Regions from separate parts of the Homo sapiens genome. Here regions 1 and 3 are each linked to region 2. The links are chromatin loops, found by intact Hi-C in ENCODE. Cell type or tissue: PC-3. All regions are shown on one strand. Links, peaks and the distances in the headings refer to the core of each region. The heading gives the core; the rest is flanking DNA. Region 1 overlaps CRYL1 (crystallin lambda 1). Region 2 holds the start of GJB2 (gap junction protein beta 2). Region 3 has its middle 64 kb from the start of MIR4499.

Region 1 (10,730 bases), core at 675-8,674, 230 kb after region 2:
CAGTCCACGTTTCCAGGAGAATTACAAAGCAAACGCTTGGCCTCGCCTGCCGCAGACTCCGCCCGCTTCTAGAGGCCCGCACCCTGACTCCTGCAATTGCGGCTTTCCCGCTTTTCAGACTGGCCGCCCGTGTTCACATTCCTCAGCTGCAGCGTTTGCTGCTGGCCCATTTCTAATCTTCCTGTAAGTGGAATCACTGAGCGCGCGTTCTTTCGTGACTTGTCTCTCACCATCCTGTTTCTCAGATTCACCTGCGTCATGTGTCCATCTCCTTGATGCAGAGATATGAGTTTAGTCATCCACCCTGCGGCCATGAGCCTTTGGCTAGTCTGGGGCTCCTGTGAGCAGGGCAGCCAGGGTCACGCGCACAGGGCCCGGGCCGCGGCTGGGGCCCAGAGCATCCTTCTCCCCGTCACTGCGGCGCCCCGGCCTCCAGAATTGTGTAGAAGAGGTCCCGTCGCGCCTCAGCCTCGCCACGCTTGGTGTCCTCACCCTTGCAAAGTTTCGCTAATCTGGTAGGGTGAAATGGTATCTCACCAGGTTTCCTTCGAGTTCTAAATCACCCTACCACATGTTCACTGACTGCTAAGGAGAGTGAATCAGTCTGTGCAAGTCACTGCAATGCTGAGGAGGGTCGCCTCCTTTCACTCCCAATAGCGAAGCTGTAACGGGTCGGGGCATCACGGGGGCTGGGGGATATCTACCTAAGGCCCACAGAAACTCCCGGAACCGTCAAGAATCCCGTGTGGAACACAGGCATTGTCGCCTCCTCTCCCTGGCAGGAGGTCTGGAGGCAGGAAGGGTGGCTCCCTGCCCTCTCTCCAGGCTGCTGGAAGGCCTGGGCTGTGGCCCCTCGCACCCCCGTGGGCTCTGGAATGCTGTGAAAGGCAGCCAGGCGGCCTGCAGTCGCTCCCTCACCCTTGCTTTCCAGGCCAACATTCCAAACAGCCCCAAGTTTTCATTTTAGTATTCAAACTGGGAAGTATGCAAACATGGAAGCCACCCTATACTTGCAGTGTTATTTGGCTTGGCTCTTTTAGAATCGTATTTAGTATTTTTAGAGCTGATTTTTAAAAAATCATTTTTAGGATTGCAAAATAGAAAAAAGGTGAGCCACTCAAGAGTAGGTCCTTTTTGGTTTGTATCATCTGAGCTAACAGCCCCTAACTAACGCCTGAGAAGGGTTCTCCATGCTGCCCCATGACCTGGGAGGAACCACATTCCCTCCAACTCCCATGTTCTCAGTTCTGCCTGATTTCATCTAGAGGAGGGCTGTGGGTCTTCCATCAGTCACTATTCACCAGTAGAACAAGTTAGAAAGGGAAAAACGTTTTGATACTTTCCCTTCCTCACTGCTTCTTTCTGCCCATTTGAATTTCTGAAATGGATTTCTCAAAGCTTGAGTTTTTACCAAGAAGCTAAATATAGAGAAAGAAAAGGACCACAAGGCATTCAGTTGAGAAGCTCCACAACTAGGATATCATGTCCCCAAGGCAAACGTTTGAGTTTCTCCCTGCTGCACTTGGTGCTGAACTAAAGCTTTTCCATTTAGGATGTTTTGAAGCTCAGGTTGCTTAATTTTGCCACTGAGCTTAATTCCACCCAAAGCCTTGTGACATCTGTGGCCTAATATTATCATAACAATGACAAATAATCATTTGTCATTGATAAATAATCGCAGCAGCATGACAGGCAGAAACAAGTGCTTGTGTTGAAACAGGGAACTGACAAGCGATTCCTTATAATAGGTGACGGGCAACACAGCTGTGCGGAGATGGGAACCCTACCTGAGTCCAGCCCTTCTGTGGTTCTGTTAACATTGATCAGTTTAGCAATCAGTACTTACTCCATTTTAAGGTAAAATTCTCAAGTCACACATACAAAGAAAAGATTATTTAAAAATCATACAAAGCAATGAATACTACAATCACTGTTAGTTCAAAACATGGTTTCGCGTCCTGAAAATCATTGGGCAAAGAGATCCCAGACAGTGTTAAGGAACCCCTTTTATTGAAAAACTCCTTGCTTCTGCTTCCTTAGTTAAAACCTGAGATTTTTCCACAGTGGAGTAACACATGCATAGCTGGGGCACATATTTTGCACCTGATTTGGTAGGAGAAAATGCCCAGGCTGAGAGGAGCCACAAGACATCCGTGAAGTAGGAGAAAATGCAAGATAGTTAATAACGTACCCAACTGCTATGAAACAAATGTTAAGTCGAATGAAAGGTTTAGGGATGTATCACTCAGGGTTCTACCAGACAAAGCCAGTAAGATTCACACACATACACACATACATCAAGAGATTTATTTCAAGGAATTGGCTCATGTGACTGTGGGCCTGGCAAGTCAGAAAGCCATGGACAGGCCATCAGGAGGGCAGGCCGGCAACTCCAGGCAGGAACTACCCCACAGTCTGCAGGTGGAATTTCTCCTTCCTCAGGGAGATCTCAGTTCTGCTTGCAAGGCCTTTCAATGGACTGGATTTAGCCCACCCAGACTATGGAGAATAATCTCATTTACTTAAAGTCAACTATGTACCAAATACCTTCCCAGCAACATCTAGACTGAGTTTGACTGAGTGACTGGACGCTCTAGCCTGGCCGAGCTGACCCTCTCAGGGGACAGATACCCTCAGGGATCTTGGATCAAGCACTTCTGTTTGTTTGTGGGGTGGGGATGGGGAGAAGAGGAAGCAAGACACATCTAACAATTAACAATAGCAAAGGGTTAACAGATGCTGTGGTACTTACTCTGGTCCTTCGGACAGTCCCAGAAGAAGAGGAAGGCAGGAGAGAAACTTGTGTGGTGGAGGCACACGATATTTGATGGATAAATCCTCCTCCGTGACTATCTCCTCTACTGATCACCAGCTACACCGAACCATCTTTCCTTCTCTATAATCATCCCATTCCTAGATTTAATTTTCTGATTCATGTATTTTTTGCATGGCCTCATTTTCATTTGCTTTTCTCATTTTTCTTCATACCATTCTTCCTCATCCACTTCTTTTTTACTAATTCCCAGCTTTTGATCTTCTATTTTGTTTTGCTCTACTTTTCCCCCAAACTTGGTCCTGAATTTTCACATTTTTCTTGTGCAAACACTACAATAACTTTACTACTACTATCACCAGCAGGAACACAGACTTGCTACCCAGGAATTTGGATGAGGTTCTATTCAAGTTCTTCCACTCCTCAGCTAGAGTTTGGGCATAAGTCCACTGTCAACTGAGAAACAGGAGAAAAATTAAGAGTCAGGAGTCACAAAAGGTTTTATCTTAGGTGAGTGTCAAATAAAGAAACGCAACAGCGAGAAGTAGAGTACTCTGCCACCTTCAGCCCTACGAGGGCGACATGAAGAAAGCACTGGGCTTGTGTGGATCACCCCAGGGCAGCGGCCAAGAAGAAAGGATTACACCAGCACGTCCATCTCAATCTCTAGTGAAAGAAAGGATGGAACAAAGTTAAATCTCGGTGATTTTCTCATCTCCAGAGATGTTCAAGGACAGACCCAGACAAGAACAGTCACTTGCACAGAAGTAACTCGAGCATGAGCTAGGGTACTAGACTATCCCTCTGAGAAACATCCAGCCCTAGGGTCCTTGCAAATGCTACAGGGAGTAACAGAGTTAGAGATTAAGTTTATTATTATTATTATTATTTTGAAATGGAGTTTTGCTCTTGTTGTCCAGGCTGGAGTGCAATGGCAGGATCTCGGCTCACTGCAACCTCTGCCTCCCAGGTTCAAGCGATTCTCCTGCTTCGGCCTCCAAATAGCTGGGATTACAGGCATGCGTCACCACGCCCAGCTAATTTTGTATTTTTAGTAGAGACACAGTTTCTCCATGTTGGTCAGGCTGGTCTCAAACTCCTGACCTCAAGTGATCCACCCGCCTCAGCCTCCCAAAGTGCTGGGATTACAGGTGTGAGCCACCACATCTGGATAATTTTGTATTTTTAGTAGCGATGGGGTTTCTCCATGTTGGTCAGACTGGTCTCAAACTCCTGACCTCAAGTGATCCACCCAGAGTGCTGAGATTACAGGTGTGAGCCACCACATCCGGCCTAGATTAAGTTTATATTGAGAACTACCACAATGATTCATGAGTCTCTCATGAGAAACTAGTTGGAATTATGAGTTTGTTCCCTCCACTTATACATACTGTACCCACATGTTTTCGTTTTCTATACTCTTCACCACATGTTGCTTCCCCCACATGCAACAGGAAACTGGCTCCACGGCAAGGGTGAAAAAGATCTGACCCAGTGGTTCCCACCCACGCCACCTTCCAGGGAGAAGGTGAGGCCAAGATGAGACTTTAATAAGTCGAAAATAAAAGACTGCTAAGTGCTGCCCCACAATTACTCACAGGCTTGTGGTCAGGTTTGTGAGCTGCTTGGCCTGTTGCCGGCACTTACAAGCTTTCTTGGAAGCAAGACACAGACATTCCTGCGGAATGACTTGAGCAAATTTTGCTAACGCTACAAGGGTTGATTGAACACCACCACATTGAACTGATGCAAGAGGACACTGAATCACACCCATAAAACACCCGTCCTGTCAAGAGTCTTCCAAGAGGACGCGCAGGAGTCAGCGCTCCGGGGAAAGAAGATGAGAAACACCAGGTGGACCACCCTGGCCAGGCTGCTGGGAACAAGCCTACGTGCACAGCTGCCGGAGGAGAGGCGGGTCTCCCCTCTGGGAGGCATCTCAGCTACATCTATCAAGTTATAAAAATGTTACTCTCCCGCAGGCTGAGCCCACTCCCAGAATTATTCCAGAAAAGACTCCAGAAGAAGAAACCATATGTGCATAGAGGCTCACTGAGGCCTGACCTTAAAACATCCCGCAGTAAGGGAAAGATTGGATTTAAAAGAAAAAAAAAAAAGACCAGCTAAATGAAATATCATAAAGCCATTAAGAATGAATAAAAACTTGAGTAGCATGTTCATAATAGAGACTAGACAGGAACAAAGGAAAATGAAAGCAATTGACTTAGGGTAGAGCAAACACAGGTGGAGTTTTTCCCTTTGACTTTTCTTTAAAATAGAGGTTGTGTGTGTGTGTGTGTGTGTGTGTGTGTGTGTGTGTGTGTGTGTGTGTTTTGAGACAGAGTCTCACTCTGTCGCCCAGGCTGGAGTGCAGTGGCGTGATCGCAACTCACTGCGACCTCCGCCTCCTGGGTTCAAGCGATTCTCCTGCCTCAGCCTCCCAAATAGCTGGGACTACAGGCCCGCCACCACGCCTGGCTAATTTTTTGTATTTTTAGTAGAAACAGGATTTCATTGTGTTAGCCAGGATGGTCTCGATCTCCTGACCTCATGATCCGTCCGCCTTGGCCTCCCAAAATCCTGGGATTACAGGCGTGAGCCACTGCGCCCAGCCTAAAATAGAGCTTTTAAATAGAAACAAACAAACAAAAAAAAAAATGGAAAGGAAAGAGAGGAAAGACTTTGCCCTAATAAAAGGGACATTCCAGAGTACTTCAGGCCCCAGTGCTAATTCCCTGGTGCACTTTTTCTTAGAACACTGTGTGTATAATGATGCTTTTAGGGGGAAAAACAACAGTATTATAGAGTTTGAAAGAAAGGGAAAGCCTCGACTTTTACAACAAATACAACAGCAAAAAGAATCCATCATTGTGTATGAATGTGAATACATTCACTTCCATTCTATGAGGGTAGTGATACTTTAATTGAGGGGTCCTCTGGGAATACAGTTTACTACAATAAGTTTTGAACCAAAGAGTGTAAGCCCTGACTCCAAAAACAGCCATGGAGCACAAGCCCCATATCTGCCTACTCCCCACATCTTTACCCAGAGATGCTTCCTGCCTTGATGGCCCATAGGGCTCCAGTGGCCTCTCACCTGGCTTCTACCTGCAGCTGATGGAAGGCACAAAGGCTGGCTCCCACAAGGGAAGAGGGATGCAGTGTCATTTGTCACCTCCCACCTCTCTTCTCTTTGCCTTTTCTCTTGGGGGCTCCTTACCCCCATCCTCTACTTCTGGGGACCCTTACCCCTGGCCTGTTAACTTCCCAACTTCAAACTGAGGGAGCTGAAATCCATCATTTATATTCACTGCTCAAGCACCTATTGGTAATGATTGCTAGAAGGTGTTATAGTAACAGCATTTTCATTTATTTATTTATTTATTTATTTATTTTTAGAGTTAGAATACTAACATAGAAGCTTTGCAGCATTTTGGGGATTTTTAATGAGTATGTGGTTGATGTTATTTATTTGCTTATTAATGGGGATACAGGTATCTCTAAATTCATAAATCAGCAGTATCTCTCTTTTCAATAGGGTTTTGTTGCTCACCAATATGACTACTCAGAAAATGGCCACCCACAAAATAATAAATAATGGTATAAAAATAGTCTACTTCTTATGGAAAATTGCTGCTAGAAAAAAAATCCTAATTAAGGCCAGGCGCGGTGGCTCACACCTGTAATCCTAGCACTTTGGGAGGCCAAGGCAGGCCGATCATTTGAGGTCAGGAGTTCAAGACCAGCTTGGCCAACATGGAGAAACCCCATCTCTACTAAAAATACAAAAAATTAGCCAGGCATGGTGGCATGCGCCTGTAGTCCCACCCACTTGGGAGGCTGAGGCAGGAGAAGCCTTTGAACCTGGGAGATGGAGATTGCCATGAGCCGAGATCACGCCATTGCACTCCAACCTGGGCCACAGAGTGAAATTCCATTTCCAAAAAAAAAAAAAAAAGTCCTAATTAACTAATGATTCCAACACAGCAAATAAAAGTTTGCAGATAGAATTCCAGTTGCTGTGGCAGTTGACATTATCCCTGCGAACATCTGCACTACTCTAGAGAGAAATCATTACAAGGTACAAACGTGCTCCCTTGCACCTCCAGCCAGGCTGGGGTCGCCCAGCAAGTGTAAGCAAACCTGTGGGAAAGCTGAGCTGGACTTGGCTCTGCACACGGGTGGCATGCAGCTTCTGACTCTAACATAGAGGAGGAGAAAGCTTTACAAATATGCTTAGATGCCATTTCTCTGCCAAAGCCACCAGCCTTTCTGGAAAAGTCTTGCACTCCTGCTCTCCTTTTGGAAGAGCCCCACATTCCAACAGTTTGTCATGTGCATCCTAACCCATCTCGAGTGGTATCTACAGTCTTTCCAAACAAAGGGCCACGCTACTCTGTGAAAAATGCCACTGGAAGTTTGATAGGGATTGCACTGAATCTGTAGATCACCTTGGGCAGTATGGACATTTTAACAATATTAATCATTCCAATCCATGAACACAGAATGTCCTTCCATTTATTTGTGTCTTCTTCAGTTTTTTCATCAGTGTAATTATAGTTGTCAGTGTACAGATATTTCACTTTCTTGATTAAATGTATTTCTAAGCATTTTGGGGGCAGCTATTGTAAATGGAATTGTTTTCTTGATTTCTTTTTCACGTAGTTCCTTGTTAGTGTATAGAAATGCTACCGACCTTTGTATGTTGACTTTGTATCCTGCAACTTTACTGAATTTATTTATCAGTTCCAACAGAATTTTAGGGTTTTCTATATATGAGATCATGTTGCCAGCAAACAGTGACAATTTAACTTCATTTCCAATTTGAATACCTTTTATTTCTTTCTCTTGCCTAATTGCTATGGCTAGGACTTCCATACTACGTTGGATAGAAGTGGTGAGAGTAGGCACCCTTGTCTTGTTCCTAATCTTAGAAGAAAAGCCTTCAACTTTTCACCATTGAGTATATTTGCTGTGGGTGTGTCACGTATGACCTTTATCGTGTTGAGGAACACTTCTTCTATATCTAATTTGAAGAGAGTTTTATTATAAAATGATGCTGAATGTTGTCGTGTGCTTTTTCTGCATCTGTTGAGATGATCATATGGTTGTCCTGTATTCTGTTAACATGACATATCACATTTATAGATTTGCCTATGGTAAAGTATCTCTGCACCCTGTGATGAATTCCCCTTGATTATGTTATTAAATATAGGATCATTTTAATGTGCTATTGAATCCAGTTTGCTAGTGTTTTGTTGAGGAAGGCCAGACTCTACTCTCTATTTGACTGGAGGCTCTCTCGGTGGACACTGAGTACTCACTGATTCATGGGTGTGGGGGTGTGGGTTCTTTTTTTTTTTTTTTTTTGAGACAGAGTCTTGCTCTGTCACCCAGGCTGGAGTGCAGTGGTGTGATCTTGGCTCACTGCAACCTCTGTCTCCCAGGTTCAAGTGATTCTCCTGCCTCAGCCTCCCAAGTAGCTGGGACTACAGGTGCACAGCACCACACCTGGCTAATTTCTGTATTTTTAATAGAGACGGGGTTTCACCTTGTTGGCCAGACTGGTCTCGAACTCCTGACCTCGTGATTCCCCTGCCTTGGATTCCGAAAGTGCTGGGATTACAGGTGTGAGCCACCACGCCCGGCCGGGAATGGGCTCTGATATAGTTCTAGGGCTCCTCAAAATAATCTTTCAGTACTTCCCTGTAGATGAAAAATATCACCTCTCTCATTGCTTCTGGCAGAAGATCATTCTTACAGAGCTCTCTGCATTTGAAGCCAACAAAAACACAGGTCTCAATTAACCAGGAGGCTGGTCCTAGCAACGTGGGTGATGTATCCGCTCTAACGACCCTGCAGTCCCAACAGAGGTGCTGCTGAGTGGCTGGACTGAGAAGCAGCATGTGGACTCTGTTGGAAAGGAGCTGAGGAAGAGGACAGGCACAGTGGAGCTAGGATGGTCTTCAGCAAACCTCCCAGGGACTAGGAGCTGGAATAGTCAGAGCCAAGAGAGCTCTCCAGTACCCTCTGGTAAGGCACTTACTCCCACAGACACACTGACCACCCAGACTTCAGAAGGCGCAGAAGACAGAGGCCAGCTGAGCGAAGGGACAATGGCCCAGGCCATGTGAGAGAGGAAAGAAAGGCACAGCATCCTGGGGTGCCCGAGGGATCAGCTCTAAGCGGCACCTGGGGCTTTGGACAGATGCTGTCAGAGGAGACAGAGACTGAACCGGTCACAGAAGAAGCCTGGTAGGAGAAGCAGGGGAAAGATTCCCCCAACCCCCTGCAGAGCCCGCACAGGCCTAGCCCAGGGCAAAGCCGGCAGAGGGAGAACACATCCTTTCTGGGGTGATGTGAGCCTCAGAGCAACAGGAAGAAAAGGCAGCGCTGAGATACACGGAGCTCTGGAAGCCCCATCAGCGATTCACTCAGATGCTTCAAATGTTGTGTCTTAAAAAAAAATCCTAAACTCTTAGGGTTCAGTTTTCAAGTAGGTAAGATGTAGAACCCCTCCAGCTGAGGCATGGTGCGGAGGCCAGACTTGGCTGTTTCCTGGCTCCCCCAACTTCCCTACACACTGGGCCCATCGCTCTATGTGACTTCGTGCCAAGACCACACAGATGTTGCCAATGTCTGCGCTGTGCTATTTTACTCAAGCCTCAACATTTTCCCCCGGACACATTCCAGGTGCACCACAGTCTGAAGCAAACCACAGCAATTCACTTCCAACGCCGTCCTTCCCCAGAAAAGCTGCCAGCAGGACCCCGTCTCCTGTTGGCGGTGGCTCCGCACAGGCTTCCTCTTGTCAAGCTCTGCTGCTTCCAGCCACAAGACTGCTGTTCCTGTCCTTGACCTCAAAGCCTGTGAAACGATGATGGAGCCCAGTTCTGCTCCTCCTTGGAGTGCCCGCTTTGTGCTGATTCTCTTCCAGAGTCGACATCTGAATAACCGTCAGTGAGCCTGCCTTGCTCTGTTATAGGGTCTCAGGGCACCTGCTCACGTTGACAATGATATTAGTGAAACGGCAGAGCCTCACCGGACTGCCAGAAAAGGACAGGCCACGCAGGCAGCTTGCTGAGATGGCTTCCTGCTCAGAAAATGAAATATGTGAGATGGCACCTTCCTGGGTATTCATGCAGAGGTGGAGAACTAGACCCATATGAATGTTGGTTGATAAGAGGAGAGAAGAAATCAAAGGACCATTCACCTCCAAGTGAACATAGCACATGTGAGAGAAATGTAAGCGGTAGTTACAGCAGCAAATTTAAACATTTTAGGCCATCTTCCCCCTAGAACATGTTCATGCCCTTGGCTCCCCTTTGTGTAACCTCCCAGTCTGCCAAGGAGCTTCTAATTTACATTCTAATTTCAGCATAACAGTTCATAATGCAGTGGATTATGCGCAAACCTGGCTGACAGCATGAGATCAGGCCCCAGTACACAGAGGCCCCACTGTACAGTCGGCAGGCAGGATACACCCAAGCACAGGCATTCAGCTACAATCAGCTATACGGGAGTGCTGTTTCTGGGTGTCCCTCCTGAGGGACCTGCTTCTGCCCACACAGGCTCATGACTCCTAAAGGGAAAACCTCCTAAAAGGAAAACCTCATCACAATTTGCATCCCTGCTCAGGAAATCAAATGGCTGGAGGCGGGTGGCTGAGGCTAAGCATGCAAGCAGGATGACAAGGGAGATCCCCTGGGGCGTCACTCTCCAGCAGGCCCAAGCGGGGCAGGTCTGGCTGGGTGAGCTTTTGATTTGCAAGAGCGATTCTCATCCTCTGTGCAGTTACAACCTATTGTTCATTCATTCTAATATGTTTGTTTTTAATTAAAAGTGAACTGTCTATCTTTATTTAAAAAAAAAAAAAAAGAGGGTCTCACTATGTTACCCAGGCTGGTCTTGGACTCCTGGGCTCAAGCAATCCCCCTGCCTCAGCTTCCTCGGTAGC
Region 2 (10,223 bases), core at 2,224-10,223:
TACTTTATCCATAAAACTCCAAACTTGAATCATGTTGGTAAGTGAACTGATGTTAAGCTAGCAGGAAATTGTTGGTGGCATTCCTTATTCAACATTTTTATTGGCTTAAGTGACCATAGAGAAAGCACGCTCATGAAACTGACAGATGACATAAAGTTGGAATGAATTGCTAATAAACTGAAGACAGGGTTCAAAAAGATCTGGATGGACCAGAAGGATGAGCCCAAACCAGCAAGATGAAATGTAACAGGGACAATGCAAAGCCCTGAATTTAGGTTAGAAAAATGGGGGTGGGGGGGCGGCACCTGGGCCACAGAGCAAGACTCCATCTCAAAAAAAAAGAAAGAAAAATGGGGGGAAGGGTAGACTTTGTGAAAAATGGGAGACAATGCTACTATCACTTAACAAGGAGATGGTTCAGTAACATTCGATGGGACATTGTACATTGTTAAAAGAACAAATTTCTATACATGGTGACATGAAAGGATTTCCTTTTTGTTTTTGTTTGTGGGTTTTTTTGTTTGTTGTGTTTTTTTGAGATGGAGTCTCCCGCTGTTGCTCAGGCTGGAGTGCAATGGTGCAGTCTTGGCTGACTGCAACCTCCACGTCCTGGATTCAAGAGATTCTCCTGCCTCAGTCTCCCAAGTAGCTGGGACCACAGGCATGCACCACCATGCCTGGCTAACTTTTGTATTTTTTTAGTAGAGAAGGGGTTTCACCATGTTGGCCAGGCTGGTCTCAAACCCCTAACCTCAAGTGATCCATCCACCTCGGCCTCCCAAAATGCTGGGATTACAGGCGTGAGCCACCACACCTGGCCAGACCTAGAAGGATTTCTAAGACATATTACTAAATGGGAAACAATCATAGAAAAAATGATGTAAGAAATGCAAACCAACATGGTCACGTATGTGTTGTGTGTCTATGTATATAAGTATGAGTATATTCAATTGCACAGGGGAAAAGTCTGGAAGGATATAATCCAGATGTTAACACTGAAACTTCCAAGCAGGGGAGTGAAATGAGACTTTCACTTTTGACTTCGTATACTCCTGTATTATTTAAGTGAAAATGTATTTATATATTCTATAATTACAAAAATCACATTGGTTGCCTTTTCATTTTGAAATGAGCAAAAGTGACAGGGCTGTTAAAAAGCTAAGTCACTTGAGCAATAACGTGATGTCCAGAACAGTGGTTCCATGGCTCAGCCATGTCGGGGGCTGCACTGAGGACAGGGGGCCATCTGCCTTCTAGGAGGACACTGTGGACTGGAATATTGTTCCTGCCTTGAGGAGGAGTCTCCCAGCACAGTTACTGCTGCTTGACTGTCAGAGCATGCGTTTTCTTAGGGAAGTTGAAGGCAGCCTGTATCTAGTAAGGTGGTATGCAGTAGTTGCTTAATGCTGAATGTGTGAAGGAATGTGGGGCTGTGGAGCAGGAGGATAAAGTCTGAACTTGGACCTGTTGTTCTCAGCTATTCGAAGCTTTCTCAAGTGGAAAATAGACTGACTTTGGGTCCATCAGAGGGCAGAACAAATGCTGGAGAGCAGATGCTAGAATTCCGTCTTAAAACCATGAATCCTTACAGCGGCCTGCGTGGCCTGCGCCATCTGTCCCAGCCACGCCCTCCTTGGCCCCATCTCCCCCTTTCTCGCCCTGACTCTTTGGCATCCTGGCCTTTCCGTCTCACTGGGATGCTTCCCTAAGAGACTCGTGTGGTTTGCTGCCCTGTATCCTCCGGATCTCCTGACCACCCTATGTTAGTTACATTGCAATTTCCCGTTTCCCTCATGACGTCTTATTTTCCTCCATTTAAATTACCTGCAGCAGGTACCACCTACAGGGATCTGTTGAGAGTCGGCCTCCTTCAATGTGAAGCCTGATGTTTTGTTCTGTTCACAGCTATGCCCCCAGCCCCTAACAGTTGGTGGCAGTCAGTAAATATTGCCTGGGAAAACGAATCATTAGCCATGTGCAGAAATGGAACAGCGTCTCACCAAGTTGGGGTTGCCCCTGGACCCTGTGAACACTGGGGCAGCTGGGGTGTTCCTACTGTGCTTGTTACCGGCTTCAGGAATCAAATGCACTAGAGAATTGTAGAAGTGCGGTCCACATCCTCTGTGTGGTAGGACCAGCTGCTGTTGGCCTCTGAGCAGGATCTCTTACCTCTCTGAGCAGTGCCTTCCTGTTGCCCTCAGCAAGAATAACACTAACAGCCTAGGACTTCAGAGCACTGCTGCGAGGTGCAAATGAGGTGATATGGGAAAAGCATTTGGTGAGATGTATGGAAAGTGTAGAGACCCTGACCAGATGAGTCAATGGCCTTCTTCGTTACTCTGTTGACCTTTCTTTAATTACAGAGTCGCATAGCTGTCACCACCTTATCCTTTTTTGCTGCTATATTTGCCCCCAGCCATTCCTCTCCCGGCTTATGTGGCTAGACTCACCTGCCTGTGCTGCAGTTACTCCAGGCTTTGTGTAAATGTGCATTTTTTTCCAGCCCCCAGTTTATCAAGCTTTGCTTGAGTCACTTGTATCTGAAATACCATCTGTCACTCTTCCAGGTTGGGATCTGTCTAGTGGAAAACAGATGACAGTCATATGTTACTTAGTGCTTTACTATGTGGAGAACGTTTACATAAATTATCTTATTTCATTGCCACTAAGCCGGGGAAAGATTCAGGAAACCCATTTTAAGATGAGGACACTGAGGTCAGGGTAAGTGAGTGAGCTTTTACCCACCTCTCAGCTGCTCTCTAGTTGTCAAAGACCAACCCGTGGGGGTGGCTCAGGCCCGACCCCTGCAGCATATTCCTTGGGGCCTCCCAAGTGGGCCCGATCTGCTCACCCCAGCTGTGACTGTCTTTTGACAGGAGGAGGGAGCAGCGAGGCTGCACCCACTGCTCATAAAAAGCAGAGCTTGTCCACGCCGAGGGCTCGGCTGGGTGGGAGGCCGCTTCCACAAGGCTTTTTCTTGCTCCATACAAAGTGCAGACTGATGCTTTGAGATATAGTCAGGATTATCATTTTCAGAGCTCAAGCTCTAATTTCCAGGCATGTGACCAGACCTCTCTATCCATTCCTACAAGTGGTCGAGAGTAGCCCATAATTATTTTGGCTTGGTCTTTTAATAGCTTGAGAGTAATAATCTACATAGCTTGTAGAAGTGAATGTACTTATTTTAAAAGTTCTGTGTTTTTTGATGTTGTTGTTGTTTGGGACAGGATCTTGCTGTCGCCTAGGCTGGAGTGCAGTGGCACAATCTCAGCTCACTGCAGCATGGACCTCCCAGGTTCAAGCAATCTTCCCACCTCAGCCTCCTGAGTAGCTGAGACTACAGGCACATGTTACCACGCCTGCCTGGCTAACATTTTTATTTTTTATAGAAACAATGTCTCCCTATATTGCCCAGGCTGGTTTTGAACTCCTGGGCTCAAGTGATCCTCTCGTCTCAGCCTCCCAAAGTGTTGGGATTATAGGTATAAGCCTCTGCACCCAGCTTAAAAAATCCTATTTTCACAGTCTATGTGCAGAGCATTTTGGAAGTCAGGTAGAAACCATTTCCCATTTTCTATTACCTGGGTGATAGTTGACTGGTTTTTGTTCTTTGAAATCCATTTTAAAAGTGTATGGTCCTCTATGAAAATACTTCTAATTATTGATGTGTGAAATGCTTTGAAATCCTTGGATGGAAATCTTGTACCATGAAAGAACAGAACTGTTGGTGGTGTCTCTGGGAGAGGCTCACGAGGGCCGGGCAAGCCTGTGGGGGTAGCAGGCAGTCACTCCCATGGGGACAGGCTGACCTGGCAGGCTTATTTCCCATGGAAGTGGGCACTGAGGAATAAAAAGCAGTTTCAGGCCAGGTGCGGTGGCCCATGCCTGTAATCCTTGCACTTTAGGAGACTGAGGCAGGGGGATCCCTTCAGCCCAGGAGTTCGAGACCAGACTGGGCAATATAGTGGGACCTCGTTTCTACAAAAAATGAAAAAATTAGTGGAGTGTGGTGGCACACTCCAGTGGTCCCAGCTACTTGGGACGCTGAGGTGGGAGGATCGCTTGAGCCTGGGAGGCAGAGGTTGCAGTGAGCCAAGGTCATGCTATGAGTAACATTTTGAAGGTCCACTTCTGGGATTCATCCAGGAGCTAAACGGGTCATGTCCAGCCAACTCAGCATTCACCAAGGTACGTTTCCAGACCAAACACCACATTGTCCATAGACTGATATGCCTCAAAAACCTGGTAGAGGTGGGCACGGGGTTAGGTAGAAATCATCTTCCTCCCTTCCTTCCCCACCAAACTTTCTGGTGACAGAAGCTTTTCTGTAACTGGGGCAGAATGGGGTCAGACACTCTGGCAACTTACCCATTGGTGTTATGAAATATAAAACATTAATGTATTTATATAAAAAGTGATAGATGAAATTAAAATTTGCTGTTCTATTAAAACCATATTAGATTTTAAATTATTATAGAGATTATATTTTAATGTTTTAAATGTATTTGATACATTACAAAATTATTTTAGTTACAAGCATATCATTAAAGCTATTCTTTATTATTACAAAATGCTTTTACAATGCTATTCTTGACAACAGGAAAATACTTACCCTCACTGAAATATGTGGAGTACCATTTTTTGGAAACCATGTCAAGCATAATGGCAATATTCAGGTTCAATCTTCCTATAGATCTGCTCAATATTTATCTAAACCTTAGCTTCTATTCTTTTCACATGTTATTAGCTATATTTTCACTTAAAAAATTGGAGGCTGAAGGGGTAAGCAAACAAACTTTTGAAGTAGACAAAGCTCATCTTTAATCAACAGACTTTAGAGTCCAGTCTTTCCAAATCTGTTTTTAACGACAGAAACTTCTCCCTCCCCTGCCCCATTTTGTCCTCCCCATTAAATGGTACTGTGTCAATAAAATTCCCAAGCGACCTCTTTAAATCAGCGTTCTTTCCGATGCTGGCTACCACAGTCATGGAAAAGGGAGATGTGTTGGACAGGCCTGTCATTACAGGTAGTAGTTGGTGGTACATCCAGTCTGTATTTCTTACACAAAATTACATCTAAATATTTGACATGAGGCCATTTGCTATCATAAGCCATCACTAGGAACTTCTAGTCTGTCTCACTCGATTGAGGCTACAATGTTGTTAGGTGCTATGACCACAATGAATACAACAGACAGCCTCTCAGCTGTGCTGCAAAGTATTCATAACCAAAAGACCATATTTCAAATTAAATCATAGTAGCGAATGACATACCATTTACATATTACAATCTGAGCCTCTGAAACAGGGGGAACATATAATGGTATCCAGAACATCTTTACATCAAAATAACCTATCATACTACAAAGTTTTCACTTCCAAAAAGTGTAACAGAGTTTAAGGCACTGGTAACTTTGTCCACTGTTAGAGATTAAAACTTCCAAAGCAAATGAAAGAACCAATGTTCACCTTTAACGTGGGGAAAGTTGGCAAAAAGAACCCCAGGAGGACACCCAAACCTTCTCTGTGTCCTCTGTGGAACCTGGCTTTTTTCTCTTGTCCTCAGAGAAAGAAACAAATGCCGATATCCTCTGTTTAAAATATGAAAGTACCTTACACCAATAACCCCTAACAGCCTGGGGTCTCAGTGGAACTAACTTAAGTGAAAGAAAATTAAGACAGGCATAGAATTAGGCCTTTGTTTTGAGGCTTTAGGGGAGCAGAGCTCCATTGTGGCATCTGGAGTTTCACCTGAGGCCTACAGGGGTTTCAAATGGTTGCATTTAAGGTCAGAATCTTTGTGTTGGGAAATGCTAGCGACTGAGCCTTGACAGCTGAGCACGGGTTGCCTCATCCCTCTCATGCTGTCTATTTCTTAATCTAACAACTGGGCAATGCGTTAAACTGGCTTTTTTGACTTCCCAGAACAATATCTAATTAGCAAATAACACAATTCAGTGACATTCAGCAGGATGCAAATTCCAGACACTGCAATCATGAACACTGTGAAGACAGTCTTCTCCGTGGGCCGGGACACAAAGCAGTCCACAGTGTTGGGACAAGGCCAGGCGTTGCACTTCACCAGCCGCTGCATGGAGAAGCCGTCGTACATGACATAGAAGACGTACATGAAGGCGGCTTCGAAGATGACCCGGAAGAAGATGCTGCTTGTGTAGGTCCACCACAGGGAGCCTTCGATGCGGACCTTCTGGGTTTTGATCTCCTCGATGTCCTTAAATTCACTCTTTATCTCCCCCTTGATGAACTTCCTCTTCTTCTCATGTCTCCGGTAGGCCACGTGCATGGCCACTAGGAGCGCTGGCGTGGACACGAAGATCAGCTGCAGGGCCCATAGCCGGATGTGGGAGATGGGGAAGTAGTGATCGTAGCACACGTTCTTGCAGCCTGGCTGCAGGGTGTTGCAGACAAAGTCGGCCTGCTCATCTCCCCACACCTCCTTTGCAGCCACAACGAGGATCATAATGCGAAAAATGAAGAGGACGGTGAGCCAGATCTTTCCAATGCTGGTGGAGTGTTTGTTCACACCCCCCAGGATCGTCTGCAGCGTGCCCCAATCCATCTTCTACTCTGGGCGGTTTGCTCTGGAAAAGACGAATGCACACAACACAGGAATCACTAGCTAGGACAGAACAGGGAGACTTCTCTGAGTCTGGGTAAGCAAGCATGCTTAAATCTCTTCCTGAGCAAACACCAACTCTTACACAACCTCACCAAAACAGGTGAAGACAGAACCAACTTAGTTTGTCATAGGATTAAATGTATAGTTCCCAAACCCTCTTGAACGTGTTTTTAGGTGTTCTCTGATAAAAAGTAGCTTGTTCACCTGAGTAATTCACCCAATCTTTAAACACATCATAAAAATTTGCTGTGCTGGGGAGTGTCATAAAGTCCTCGTTAGCTGAAAGGCACTCAGGGGTTCTGACCGTACCCCTGCATCCTCTGCAGAGCTTCCTTGGGTCTTCCTGACTCTGCAGAAGTTACTCAGCGTTCAACAGCTGCATCCATTTGCAGTCTCAAGTTTTGGCTGTACCACTGGGGCCGATACTAGCTTGGGCCAACCTTGCTCAAAGGCTGAGAGGCCAAGTACAGGAGAACCGTGAGGATAAGATGTCTAGTCTCTCTGCTGAGCCACTTTCCTTAATGTCTTGAATGAATTTTCACAGACGTGGCATGTAGCAGTGAAACTGTTGTTACCAGTGGTTAAGTTTACATTTGAGGCACCCCGAGTTAAAATTTTACAAAGGACCTTGCTTCCTCCTACGTGAAAGGAAGAGGTTAGGAATGCCCTCTTCATGGAGAAAAGCCACTGTGAGCACAGACTTTCGTGTAGGCTTTGTGGATGGCTTGGTGGCCTCACTGTCAGGCTGGCACTGATGGCTCAGTTAGCATATCTGTTTTGATAAGTGCTGCAACAGTGCATTATAATTGTGGGCTGTGGTTTTAATTTCAAAGTGTTTCTTAAAAGACACATTATTTTAAAATGACAGAAAATTCAACTCCCTCGGTTACTGGCCCAGCTAAGCGACGTCACTGCATTGCAGTTCAGCGCTGAAGCTTGGGAGAGTCCCACACTCCTTACTGCAAGCGGATGTGGAGAGGCCAGTGGATAATCTCCTGTGAGCCCATGGCCTTCTTTTCATCCCAGGATGTGAATTGTCTTCACTGATTCATAGTTACACCCTGCCTGCCACAACCAACGCTCTCCTAAACAAGATTCCACCCTCTCCACAATCCGGATGAATCATCTCTTTTCCACCCTTCAGAGCTGGTAGTGAATCCTCCTTCTTCTTTTTCTTAAAAGCATCCTCCTCTCCTCATTTTAGGCAAGTTGCATCCCGTTTTCTGATGGACTCCAGAAGCAGGCTCGTAGTGAATGTCTTTCATGACCCACAGTCGCTGCCACGGGGCACCAAGGTCAGGCAGAAACCATCCAGTGCCACCTTGGTCAGAGGCTAACAGGAGAGAGGTGGCCACGAAAGTTACATCAGATTGACATAGGCCTGTGAAACATTTAGCTTCACTGAGCTTGGGAAAGACAACATCATTGGAAAAAACAATATTTTAGCCCAGGTTCAGCACTGACCCATTGATAATCCAGACTGGGAGGCCCTTAGGTGAGCTGGTTGTCCTGCTACAGCACCCACAGCTCAGGCCAGTCCCGTCCCAACAGCAGAACCACCGAGGACAGCAACATTCCGATTTTAACAAAAGCATCTTATGGAATTAGACATTCTTCATTGGCCCTCACTGAGTGGAAAACAGGATACTCCCCGAAGTAAACTCTCTCCTGGTTTACAACAATACACCTGGCCAAGAATATGGGGCTGCAGGAGGAGGGGTTTATCCTTTGCCCTCTTCCACCTGCCAAACCCAGGTCATACACCCTTCTACAGACCTGTCCAGTTACCATCAGCTGAGAAAAATACAGTTCCGAGAAACCCTATATTGTTATTTTATAAAGCTTGAGTTGAAGCTACCTGTTTTAAAGATCCTTTTTCAGGAAGAGGAGTAAATTAAGATTTACTCCCCAATGGGCTAGGGGGTCATGGGTTAAGAGGGGCTCAGAAGCAGGACGAAGTTGTTTTCAATATTCAAGTCAGAGGAGGAGCTGCCCTCCTGGCCTCCCGACCCTGGGCGGTTACATGCAGCTTCCTACCGGGCCCACGCCATCCTGCACCGCCTGGAGGGCTGCCAGAGGCCAGCGGAGGAGTTGGTTCAGTTCCTTAGGGAAGACACTAGGTGAATCACCAGGATCCAGAAAAGGCAAAAGGGACTCTTCACCCCTTAAATTTCTCCACCCTTAGGTGATGGGTGGTCGACCTTGCCTGGCTGTCCCCAGAGGGTTCCTCCACCCTTCTCACCAGTGTCTGAAATTGTGACCGACTGTGCACAGCAGTTTCGAAAGGGACTCTAAGGTCACATGGGGACACGGCCGTACCACGCTTCTCAAGGCAGTCCCAGGTGCATGGCCACGGAACCCAGCTCTCAGCAGCTGTTAGTTAGGTGAGCGCTGTTCGGGCTGCCTTCCTCCTCCAGTGGGGCAGGATCGAGGCACTGATGGAACCGTCCTGAGGACGCGGGTCTCAGCCGCACACCACCTCTTCGCGAACAAGGGTCCTAAAAATTTTCCTTCTAGGCGGGGAGCACAGCCCGGAAACAGACCCTCGTGAAGTGTTTAGGAAAAAGGGAAGCCACTGAAATCTTGGCCCCGGGGTAGGCCGGGATCGGCTGGCTCCGCGTTAGTTCTAGGCAAACTCCGCCCAAATCTCTGCCCGGGGATTTTTCTGCAGAAGCCGCTCCAAGAGGTAAAGGTCAGTTCCTGCAGCGAAGGCTTCCTGCTTCACCGGCGAAACGGAGCTTTGCTTCGAAGCTAAGCTTTCGGTGAATTTAAAACGTTTGGTGGCAGTGGGTCAAGTAGCCAGGCGGCTGCGCTAGAGTACCCCGAAGGGACATCGGCGACACCACAAACCTCGCGCTGGCGGCTCGCCCGCGCCTTTTTCCCCTCCCGCGCGCGCCCGGCCCCACTCGCACCCCGGGCGGTGCCATCGCGTCCACTTCCCCGGCCGCCCCATTCCAGCTCCGGAGCTCGGCCGCAGAAACGCCCGCTCCAGAAGGCGGCCCCCGCCCCCCGGCCCAAGGACGTGTGTTGGTCCAGCCCCCCGGTTCCCCGAGACCCACGCGGCCGGGCAACCGCTCTGGGTCTCGCGGTCCCTCCCCGCGCCAGGTTCCTGGCCGGGCAGTCCGGGGCCGGCGGGCTCACCTGCGTCGGGAGGAAGCGCGGCGGGGCCGGGGCGGGGGTCTCGGCGTTGGGGTCTCTGCGCTGGGGCTCCTGCGCTCCTAGGCGGGTCCTGGGCCGGGCGCCGCCGAGGGGCTCCGAGTCGGGGAGAGGAGCGCGCGGGCGCTGCGGGGCCGCAACACCTGTCTCCCGCCGTGGCGCCTTTTAACCGCACCCCACACCCCGCCTCTTCCCTCGGAGACTGGGAAAGTTACGGAGGGGGCGGCGCCGCGGGCGGAGCGCGCCCGGCCTCTGGGTCCTCAGAGCTTCCCGGGTCCGCGAACCCCCGACCGCCCCCGAAAGCCCCGAACCCCCCAAGTCCCCTTCGAGGTCCCGATCTCCTAGTTCCTTTGAGCCCCCATGAGTTCCCCAAGTGCCCCCAGCGCCCTGAGTCTCCCCCGGTTACCCCGAGCGCCGCCTCCCCCAG
Region 3 (10,262 bases), core at 2,263-10,262, 180 kb after region 2:
CCACAAATTCTCCCCTGACTCCAGAACCAAATCATACCTGTTGCCATCTGCAGCAGCAAATGGATGCCCTAGAACCCACCCCTCAACTTCCTCCTAGCTATGGCTCGCCTGGAACCTCTGCTGAACAAACGCCTGCACACCTGTGCCAGCCCGAGCAGCAGGAACGCAGCCTCCAAGTCACTTAGGCCTGCCAGGTCTCGCGGAGTGTGCTGACCAGCTGAACGCGAATCCTATTCTAGTCTCTAACTGCAGAGGGCCTGGAGATGGACAGCTTCAAGTTTGGTTTCTACACAGGAGGGAGAGTGAAATGATGCTGGAGACCAGGTGTCATCTCCACCCATGGGACCTTGAGAGTTGGGGAGGGCACAGGGACCCTCAGACCCGTTGTCAGCCTTAGGAACCAAAGAAATTCTGTCTCCCCATGACTCCTCCTCTGACATCTGGCCTGGCAGGCTGGTCTCTCTATCCTACACATGCCCTACCATGGGGTGTCTGTATCCACTCCAATTCCACGTGCACCCACTCTGCACCCCGCCCATGCTCTCTACTCCTAAGAGTCTTTCCCAGCCTTCAAAATACAGCTTGAGGCTTCAATGAGGGCTTCTTCAACTGTTCTGTCCTGGCGAATCCTCTGTCTCCTTGAGCACTTACCATCTCTACAAACCCCTTGGTGTGTGTGTAACCACAGCTTGGAAGGCCACTGATGGTCCTCTGATGACTTTCTATGTAATCACCATGAAGCTCCAGTTAGATCAAGAGCACCTATAGAAGGAACTGGGACCAGGTCTGTTGTTCTTGAATTCCTGACAGTTCTGTAGCTCAGTGCTGAAAACAGCAAAGCCACTCAGCCCCCATCTTTGGGAAAACTGGCTTCCTCTGTGCTGAAGGGGGATAACAGTGCCAGCCCTGCTTCTGTGTGTGTGTGTGTGTGTGTGTGTGTGTGTGTGTGTGTGTGTTGTTGTTGTTGTTGTTGTTGTTGTTGTTGGGCTCTAGATCAAAAGAGTTAATACAGGCTGGACGCAGTGGCTCATGCCTGTAATCCCAGCACTTTGGGAGGCTGAAGCAGGCAGATTACCTGAGGTCAGGAGTTCGAGACCAGCCTGGCCAACATGTTGAAACTCCATCTCTACTAAAAAATACAAAAATTACCCAGGCATGGTGGCAGGTGCCTGTAATCCCAGCACTTTGGGAGGCTGAAGCAGGCAGATTACCTGAGGTCAGGAGTTCGAGACCAGCCTGGCCAACATGTTGAAACTCCATCTCTACTAAAAAATACAAAAATTACCCAGGCATGGTGGCAGGTGCCTGTAATCCCAGCACTTTGGGAGGCTGAAGCAGGCAGATTACCTGAGGTCAGGAGTTCGAGACCAGCCTGGCCAACATGTTGAAACTCCATCTCTACTAAAAAATACAAAAATTACCCAGGCATGGTGGCAGGTGCCTGTAATCCCAGCTACTCGGGAGGCTGAAGCAGAAGAATTGCTTGAGCTTGGGAGGCAGAGGTTGCAATGAGCCAAGATTGTGCCACTGCACTCCAGCCTGGGCAACAGAGCGAGACTCCATCTCAAAAAAAAAAAAAAAAGAGCTACTATGCAGGAAAAGGCACTATGATCTTTACTCAAACTCCTGTTGAGCAACAGCTGCTCCTATTCCCAAGTCACCCTGCAAATGAGCCGGCAAACTTGCCCATCCAGCCTGGGCCTGGGGTCTTACATGCAGGGCTCCCTCTGCTCTGTGGAGACATGACCAGGAAGCATCTCTCAGGTAAATGGCTGAAGAGAAGCAAGTGCAGCATGAAGCATGAAGACGGGAGACGAGCCCCTAGCATGCGGCTTGGGCTTCACTGCAGGAATTAATGACCGTTGGCACAGATGCAGACCTCTTGTTTCCATGCTTCTCTGGAGCAAACAGCATTGGGTAACAGGGCCATGCCCCAAAACCTGGAAGCCAGGTTCTCCTTTTCTTCCTCTTGGTGGACACAGTCTTAACCGCCCACAAAAGCTAGACCTGAGGCACCTTGGCCTGCTCAGTTATTTCCAGGATGGTTGTGCAGACACCGCAGTCACACATGAGGAGGGCTGACCGGTGAGTTCAGGCGCAAGACAGCAGAAACCCTTGGGAGGTGTTTAGCAGTTTCCCTAGGTCACTCTCCTCACCCCTGGGAAAAGGAAGAGAAGGTAAGACAATTTTCTATGTGTTTTGGATATCTATCTCTAACATAAACCCAAATTCACTCAAAATCAAAATCAAAATCAAAATTTTCATCAGAAAATATTTTCCCTAGGAAAGTTGATGTGGTGTTGCTTAAAAGCATAATTGGCTGGGTGCAGCGGCTCACGCCTGTAATACCAGCACTTTGGGAGGCTGAGGCAGGTGGATCACCTGATGTCAGGAGTTTGAGACCAGCCTGACCAATGGAGAAACCCTGTCTCTACTAAAAATACAAAATTAGCCTGGTGTGGTGGTGCATACCTGTAAACCTAGCTACTTGGGAGGCTGAGGCAGGAGAATCGCTTGAACCGGGGAAGTGGAGGTTGTGGTGAGCCAAGATCACGCTGTTGCACTCCAGCCCAGGCAACAAGAGTGAAACTCCATCTCAAAAAAAAAAAAAAAGAAAAGAAAAAGAAAAAGAAAAAGAAAGAACAATTGAAATGTGCACAGTAAGAATTCAAAGTAAAGGCCAGGCACAGTTTCTCACGCCTGTAATCCCAGCACTTTGGGAGGCTGAGGCAGGTGGATCATTTGAGGCCAGGAGTTCAAGACCAGCCGGGCCAATGTGGCGAAACACCATCTCTACTAAAAATACAAAAATTACCCAGGCGTGGTTGTGCACGCCTGTAATCCCAGCTACTCAGGAGGCTGAGGCATGAGAATCGCTTGAACAGAGGAGACTGCAGTGAGCTGAGATCATGCCACTGCACTCCAGCCTGGGCGACAGAGTGAGACTCTGTCTCAAAAACAACAACAACAACAAAAAAAAAAAAAAAAAAAAAAAAGAAAGAAAGAAAGAAATATGAAGGCCCATGTCAATGCCATGAATAAATCTTATTTTATTTAATATTTATTTAAAAGAATTCGCAATAAAAACACATCTTCATTGGTTTAGCGTTGTTGTAAAGGAATACCAGGGATGGGTTATTTATAAATAAAAAAGGTTTATTTGGCTCATGATTGTGATGTCGACAAAAGTTTGAGTTTGGGCGTCATCTGGCAAGGGCCGCAGGCTGCTTCCACTCGTGGCAGAAGGTGAACAGGCGCAGGTGTGTGTGGAGATTACATGGAGAGACAGGGAAAGAGAGGGAGAGAGAGGGAGGGAGAGGGAGCCAGTGCCAGGCTGTTTTTAGCAACCAACTCGCATGGGAACTAACAGAGCAAGAACTCACTCATTACCTTAAGGAGGGCGCCAAGCCATTCGTGAAGGACGCGCCCCCAGGACCCAAGCACCTCCCACCAGTTCCCACCTCCAACACTGGGGCTCAAGCTTCAACATGAGGTTTGGGGGACAAACAACCAAACTATAGCAAACACATTGAGAGCATGTCCAATAAGACGACTGAAGTTTGGGATAATGCTGCACCTTGGTCTGGGTTCTTAGTGCAGACTCTAATACAAGTGAGGTTCTAAAATTCACACACCCTCTGTCCATCCATCCCATCGCTGGGATATTCACTAGGATAAAATTGTGATTTATCATGAGCTTGAGCTAGAACAGCCAACACCTAGATTTCCTTAAATCTGTTTCTATTTCTTGCTCATTCCTCCTTTTCCATGCAAATTCTTATTTGTAGTAAGTAGCGCCACTCTTTTCCAGACCCCAGGTGTAATTAACTGTAGCAAAATGTGGTAAAAGACCGTATTTGTGGCTCTGAATATTAAAATCCAAAGGTGACCAGAAAATAATTGTTAACAGTTCTGGGTGGTTGTGCCAGAAAAATGACTCTGGCTCAGGAGGTGACATTTTTCAGACAGTGGTAAGGGAGGCTCGGTGATCCATTTGGTTCTGATGTTTAGGATAGGAGAGTGATCCTGGAGACTACATAGGATTTGGTTTTTTTTTTTTTTTTTTTTTTTAAAGTTCCATACCAAAATGTAGGCCTGTGGATGCTGATGGAACTCCAGGTAACACAGTGCCCAAAGTAGGCGTTTGTGTGCTTAGGTTACCACTGGGTCATAAAACAGCCACGTGGCAACTCCAGCCTTGGCTCGGGAGTTTGGTATAAGAGGAAAGTTGGTGGCTTTGCATTGGGTGCATGTTCATGTTTCGCCTGGATCATATCATTGTTCATCTTCCCCATTGAAGGCCCACCCCACAGGTAGTTTTTGCACTTTTTGATCTTGGCACCAGCAAAGCTGTTGCACGTGAGACACAAGCTTTAAGGTGGGAACCTGACGTAGGTCTTCAGTGGCCCAAATCAGGAAAGGAGTCGCTTCCCTGACCCGGGCACAGTTAAATAGATCCACAGCCCAGTGTGGACAACTTACTCTAGTTGACAACATGTGGTGGAGAAAAGGCCAAGGTTTCCTGAACAGCATATCTCTTCTAGAAAGAGCAATACTTCCTAAAAGTGCTGAGGTTGCCACAGTTGAAAAGTTCAGAAAAATGAAATTCAAGTGTAAATTTGTATGAAAGAGAGGGAGAAGGGTTCTTCCAGGAACCATTCAGAAAATGATGAGATAAATCACAGACTGAGAGAAAGTAGTTGCAGGACACATAATCTTCCAAGGACTTCTATCCAAAATATTTCAGAACTCTTACAAATCTCATAAACAAGCAAGCCATTAAAAATGGAAATTCAGAGGCTGAAGAGAGACAATCACTTGAAGACAGGAGTTAGAGACCAGCTTGGGCAACATAGTGAGACTCTATCTCTAAAAAAAGTTTTAAATAAAAGTTTAAAACAATTTTAATTTAAAAAATTGGAATCAGAAAATAGAAGAAGATATACATATGGCCAAAAAGCACATGAAAAGATCCTCAACATCATCATCAGAAAATGTTAATTACCATGTTAGGGTATCTTCATATCCACTAGAATGGCTAAAATTGAGAAGATCAGTGTATTAAGTGCTGACAAAGATATGGAGCAACTGAAACTCTTTTTTTTTTTCCAGACAGGGTCTCGCTCTGTTGCCCAGGCTACAGTGCAATGGCACAATCATGGATCACTGCAGTCTCAACCTCCTAGGCTCAAGCAATCTTCCCACATCAGCCTCCTGAGTAGCTGGGACCACAGGTGCGCACCACCAGACCCCACTGATTTTATTATTTTTACTTTTACGGAATCAGGGTCTCTGTATGTTGCCAGGACTGGCTAAAACTCTTACATCTTGCTGGTAGGAATAGAAAATGGTACCCCCATATTGAAAAACAGATTGGCCACTTCTTATAAACATAGACTTACAATACCGTTCATGTGTTCCATTTCTAGACATAGTAATAAAAACATGTTTGCATAAAAAGACTTGTATGCAAATATTCACAGAAGCTTAATTCACAAAAACCAACACTTGGGGGTTAAAAATAAAATTGCCCAGATGTCCATCAACAGGTGAATGGAAAAACCGTGGAATGTTCATACAATAGAAACTCTACCGCTCAGCCGTAAAAAAATGAACTTGACACACACCCACATATGATGACTCTCAGAAACATCACTCTGAGGGCAAAATAAGCTGGACACAAAAGAATTCATGCCGTATGACAACATTGACATGAAGTTCTAGAGTTGGCGGAACTAATCTCTGGTGATAGAAATCAGATAAGTCGTTGCCTGGGGCAGGGGTTTGGAGGGAAAATTGCAAAGAGCACAGGAGAACCTTATGTGGAAATGTTCCATGTCTTGATTGGCATGGTGGTTACGCGGTTGTACATATTAGTCAAAATTCACTGAAGCATACACTTAAAATGTGTGCATTTTATTGCATGTAGCTATACCTCCACAAAGACGGTTAACTCACACACAAAGAACTTCTTCAGAATTAGTCACCTGTGGACTACTCTGTCACGCATTGGCAGGTCTTCATGTGGCTGTCACAGAAATCGGTTCCAAGATTTAGCAACCACACAACCATAATAACACTGAACAGGACTCATTTTTATTGGGTTTTGATATACTCATCTTGGAAGTCAGGAAGTTACTTTGAATTTTCAACAGATTCTGAATTTAACCTCAAAAATACTTTTAAGCGTAACTTTGTATTTTCCATGCAGTGGTGCTATGCCTTGGAGAAACTACTGATTTGGTGTCAGTTCCCCAGAAAAGAGCATTTTAAAAAGAGAAAGACAGCCTGATCAACATAGTGAGACCCCATCTCTACAAAATATTTTTTTAAAATTAGCTGGGCATGGTAGTTCACGTCTATAATCTCAGCTACCAGGGAGTCTGAGGCAGGAGAATCTTTTCATCCCAGGAATTTGAGGCTGCACTGAGCTACAACAGTGCCACTGCACTCCAGCCTAGCGACAGAGCAAGACTGTCTCAAAAAAAAAAAATCAGTAAAAACAAAAGAAGAAAAATGTAAGGTATTGCATTACAGAGCTGTGCATGATCAACTTTTTGCTTCAGTTTACATAGCATTTTCTATTTGAAACAATGCTTTGAAAATATCTACAAATGCCAGGTTATCAGTCTGTCATAATTTTTTTTAAAAAAGAAAGAGCTAAGAACACTCAATTCTCTTGATCATGATCCAGCCAAATCAGGCTCACACATATCCTGCCGTGTGTTCAACTTCCTTCTGTTCCTGCCCTTTCACCACCAAACAAGAAGGTAGTCAATCCAGAAAGGGTGTATCATGTTTTTTAGGAATCTCATCTTATTTTTTCACCAACCCTCACAAATCACTCCAAAGGTAAATATGACAGGGAATTACAGAAAGGTAGTTGTGAAAAGGTAAGTATGGCCAGGAAATTCCAAGGTGGCCTGAGAGACAACTGGGCTGTGGCTGTGACTCAGCTCCAGTTGCAGAAGTACCTGTTTTACTCTGTGGAGGATGTGTCTGTGCTGTGTGAACAGTGCCATCCCCCTTCCCTTCTCTTCTAGGCACTACCCCCACCAGGAAGCCCATCAGACAATGGCCCAAGCACATTCCGATGGACAAGTTTGAGGCTCAACAAATTCATTGTCAACAACTAGGAAGATGGAATAAAAATCAGATGTCCAAGTCTAGATTGGCGAGTTGAAATAAAAACAATCCTATTACACATCACCCAATGAAAAAAAATTACCCAAGCCATGGTCTACCCAGCATTTTTGTTCATTGTGCGAGGTGTTTGGCAAAGTGTACCAAGATTTTTAAAAATTCCTATCAATTTACCAACTACTTCCTCTTCTAGTAATTTATCCTAAGTAAATCAGTAGAGATTTACTTAGGTTCATGTACAAAATATCCTATGCAGAATATTGTCTATTGACAGTATCCCAACTATCCGACAATATGGATAATTGTAAAATAAATTATACCAATAAGATAAAATACTATTCATGCAAAACTAAATGTGTGGTCTTCCCCTCTGAACCTGTCCTCCCCAATGCATGGCAATAAAGTATAGTGCGTACACTGTAGTTCTGAAGTTAGACTGACTACACGCAAATCCTGGCTTTGGAACATTCTAACTGTGTGACACTGGACATTTACTTAACTTACCTAAGCCTCGGTTTTCTCTTGTGAAAATAATAAGGCTACCAGAGAATTCAGTAAAATAATTAATGAAAAATGCTGACACATAATAAAGGCTCAATAAATGTTCCATGGTGAACAGCTCTATGAAAACCTATTTCCAAAGTCCAAAGAAGCTGAGGGGACAAAGAAAAAGGCTGACACATCCGATTTCTCAGTAAGAAATGTTTAACAGGGACTTGCAAACAGAAGCCCTGTCCCCAGAGGCTGTGGGATGAGTTGGTGGATTTCTGAGCCATTACCCTGCAGACCCAGAGCTTATGTACCACAGGTGAGGAATGTGTAAGACAGGCGAAGTGGACCCCTGAGAGACAGGTAAGAATTCTATTTGAATCTGCCTAAAGGCAGGATTTCTGATCAAGATCATTTTGACCTAAGAGCAGGATTTACAGTAACAGTAAAGTAGAGATCTCAGAGGCATTCCCAGAACACAGGTTAATCGGAAGTCCACATAGCTGATTCGCATCCAAGATGGAGTAGCTTTAGCCTCCACAGAGTTGCTGCTGGTAACTTTGGTTACACACAGAAATCACCTGGGATACTTTAAAAATACTGCTGCTTGGCTTCCATACCCAGAAATTCTGATGTAACTTGTCTGAGATGGAGACTCAGCATCCAGATCTGTCAAAGCTCCTCTAGTAGGTTCTGATTCTAGTCATGAGAGAGTCACTCACTTGTACTGAACATTAGTCCTGCTAACAGCAATTACAAACTCTTCTCAGAATATAATCAGCAACCGTTTGAAGACACAAGAAACCAACCCAAAGCAGGCACAAACCTCATCCTTGACAGAAAAGGAGCACATTAACCAGCTCCACATTTAACCGGCTTTCCCTGGAGGACGCTATCCAGCAAGGCAAAATAGGCAGTCAAGCAGGAAGTAGTGATGTTATTGGGCTAAACAGACACGGATTGAAGTTCAGAGCTGCCATCCCATCTGGAAATTGAACAGCAAAATCCCAGAAAGCAGGAAGAAAGAAGGAAACCACCAAACTAGTGTAAAATTCCCCTAGGTCCTTGGCTGACTTATGAACTGTGCAGAGTACATGAGGAGACACCCAGGAGCCCAGCAGAAAGCAGCAACTTGGAAGCCAAAAAGCTGGATCTCAGCAGGTACCTAGTGCTTAGAGTTCTGGGTTCGAGTCCCACTTAGTTAGACAGGCTTTGACAAACACTACAGGCTCTCCCTGAAAAACTAGCAGGACCACACCTTAGGAGTAAGAACCACATCCCAAGACTAAAGGCTATGACCCAGGATCATGACAAACCCAAAGAACAAACCCTAAATCCAAGCTTTCACAAGAGCTACAGAACCTGCCAGCAATGTAAGTGCCTGCCGGAACAAAACAGCACATTGTAAAGGAAGGTAATGTAATTCAGTCTCCACAACAAATCCACGGTTCCCAAAACAATAATAACTTTCTAAAAAGACACTAGACAAGCACAAAAACAGAAAATGTGACCCATAATCAGGATAAAAGAAACAGACCTGTAGATCACCTAGATGTTGAATTTAGCAGACGAGCAATTTAAAGCAGCTATTATAAATATGTCAGCAGCTATTTATTATAAATATGTCAGGTGGCCGGGCTCGGTGGCTCATGCCTGTAATCCCAGCACTTTGGAAGGCCAAGGTGGGCAGATCACCTGAGGTCAGGAGTTTGAGACCAGCCTGGCCAACATGGTAAAACCCCATCTCTACTAAAAATACAAGAATTGGCCGGGCGTGGTGGCACCCACCTGTAGTTCCAGCTACTCAGGAGGCTGAGGCAGGAGAATCGCTTGAACCTGGGAGGCAGAGGTTGCAGTGAGCCAAGATCGTGCCATTGCACTCCAGCCTGGGCAACAGAGAGAGACTCTGTCTCAATCAATCAATCCATCAATAAGTAAGGGGGGTTACAAAGAAGAGTGAAAAGAAGGGCAAAGACAGAGAATCTTAGCAGAGAAATAGAAACATTAAAAAGGAAACAGATGGAAATTCTAGAAATGAAAAATATGGCTTCACTAGAGACTCCACACAGCAGAAGAAAGGATTATGAACTTGAACACAGGCCAGTACAAGTTATCCACTTTCCAAAGCACAAAAGGAAAAAGAAATTTCAAAAAACTGAACAGCAACATCTGAGTCCTGTGGGACAATAGCAAATGGTTGTCTCATATATTAATATATGCAATTGGAGGCCCAGAAGGAGAGGACAGAGGGAGTGGAGTAAAAGAAATATTTAATGAGACAATGGCCATCTTTCTTTCCAAAATTGACATAAGAACCCACAGATTCAAGAAGCTCAGCAACCACTGAGTATGATAAATAAAAAGAACACATCATAGCCAAACTTTTGAAAAATATAAAAAAGGAAAAACATCTCTAAAAAGGAAAAAAAAAAAACTGGCCAGGAAAAAGACACATTACATTCAAGGGAATGACAAAAATAGTGATGCCTGACATCTCAACAGAAGGAACAGAAGCTAAACAACAACTGAAAAACATCTTTAAAGTGTGGAAAAAGAAAAGAATCTAGAATTCTATGCAGAGAAATAATATTCTTTGAAAATGTAGGCAAAATAACTGAGACAAACAAAAC

Evidence for each region. Hi-C counts contacts between places; a loop is a spot of excess contacts. Peaks named below come from ENCODE experiments on the same cell type or tissue, not always from the same donor. Only the 100,000 strongest peaks of a DNase experiment are listed, where the experiment ranks them.
Region 1: a loop joins it to region 2, with 5 times the contacts of the local background. A loop is called at or near these places in 7 of 110 quality-filtered maps.
Region 3: a loop joins it to region 2, with 4 times the contacts of the local background. A loop is called at or near these places in 2 of 110 quality-filtered maps.

The regions. Positions count from the first base shown.
Region 1 is chr13:20,415,646-20,426,375 of GRCh38, forward strand. All of the region lies in intron 5 of CRYL1 (crystallin lambda 1), which reads right to left. Among named protein-coding and RNA genes, the nearest start is that of MIR4499, 13 kb to the right of the region's middle. RefSeq lists enhancers at 1-214, 215-796, 3,382-4,581, 9,509-9,558, 9,569-9,808 and 2 more. In PC-3, for the core only: no CTCF peak of the experiment used is centred there; a DNase peak (open chromatin) is centred at 4,396; H3K4me3 peaks cover 399 bases; H3K27ac peaks cover 2,172 bases.
Region 2 is chr13:20,183,002-20,193,224 of GRCh38, forward strand. It overlaps GJB2 (gap junction protein beta 2), which reads right to left and starts at 9,937. Exons shown (of 2, transcript NM_004004.6): 1 at 9,782-9,937; 2 at 4,469-6,602. The coding sequence starts at 6,580. The coding sequence ends at 5,900. LOC107984553 (a long non-coding RNA gene) reads right to left here and starts at 3,190. Exons shown (of 3, transcript XR_001749956.2): 1 at 2,451-3,190. In PC-3, for the core only: CTCF peaks have their summits at 6,320 and 6,522; DNase peaks (open chromatin) are centred at 7,690 and 8,720; H3K4me3 peaks cover 3,033 bases; H3K27ac peaks cover 3,177 bases.
Region 3 is chr13:20,364,273-20,374,534 of GRCh38, forward strand. No RefSeq gene overlaps it. Among named protein-coding and RNA genes, the nearest start is that of MIR4499, 64 kb to the right of the region's middle. In PC-3, for the core only: no CTCF peak of the experiment used is centred there; DNase peaks (open chromatin) are centred at 5,809 and 6,929; H3K4me3 peaks cover 1,323 bases; H3K27ac peaks cover 3,331 bases.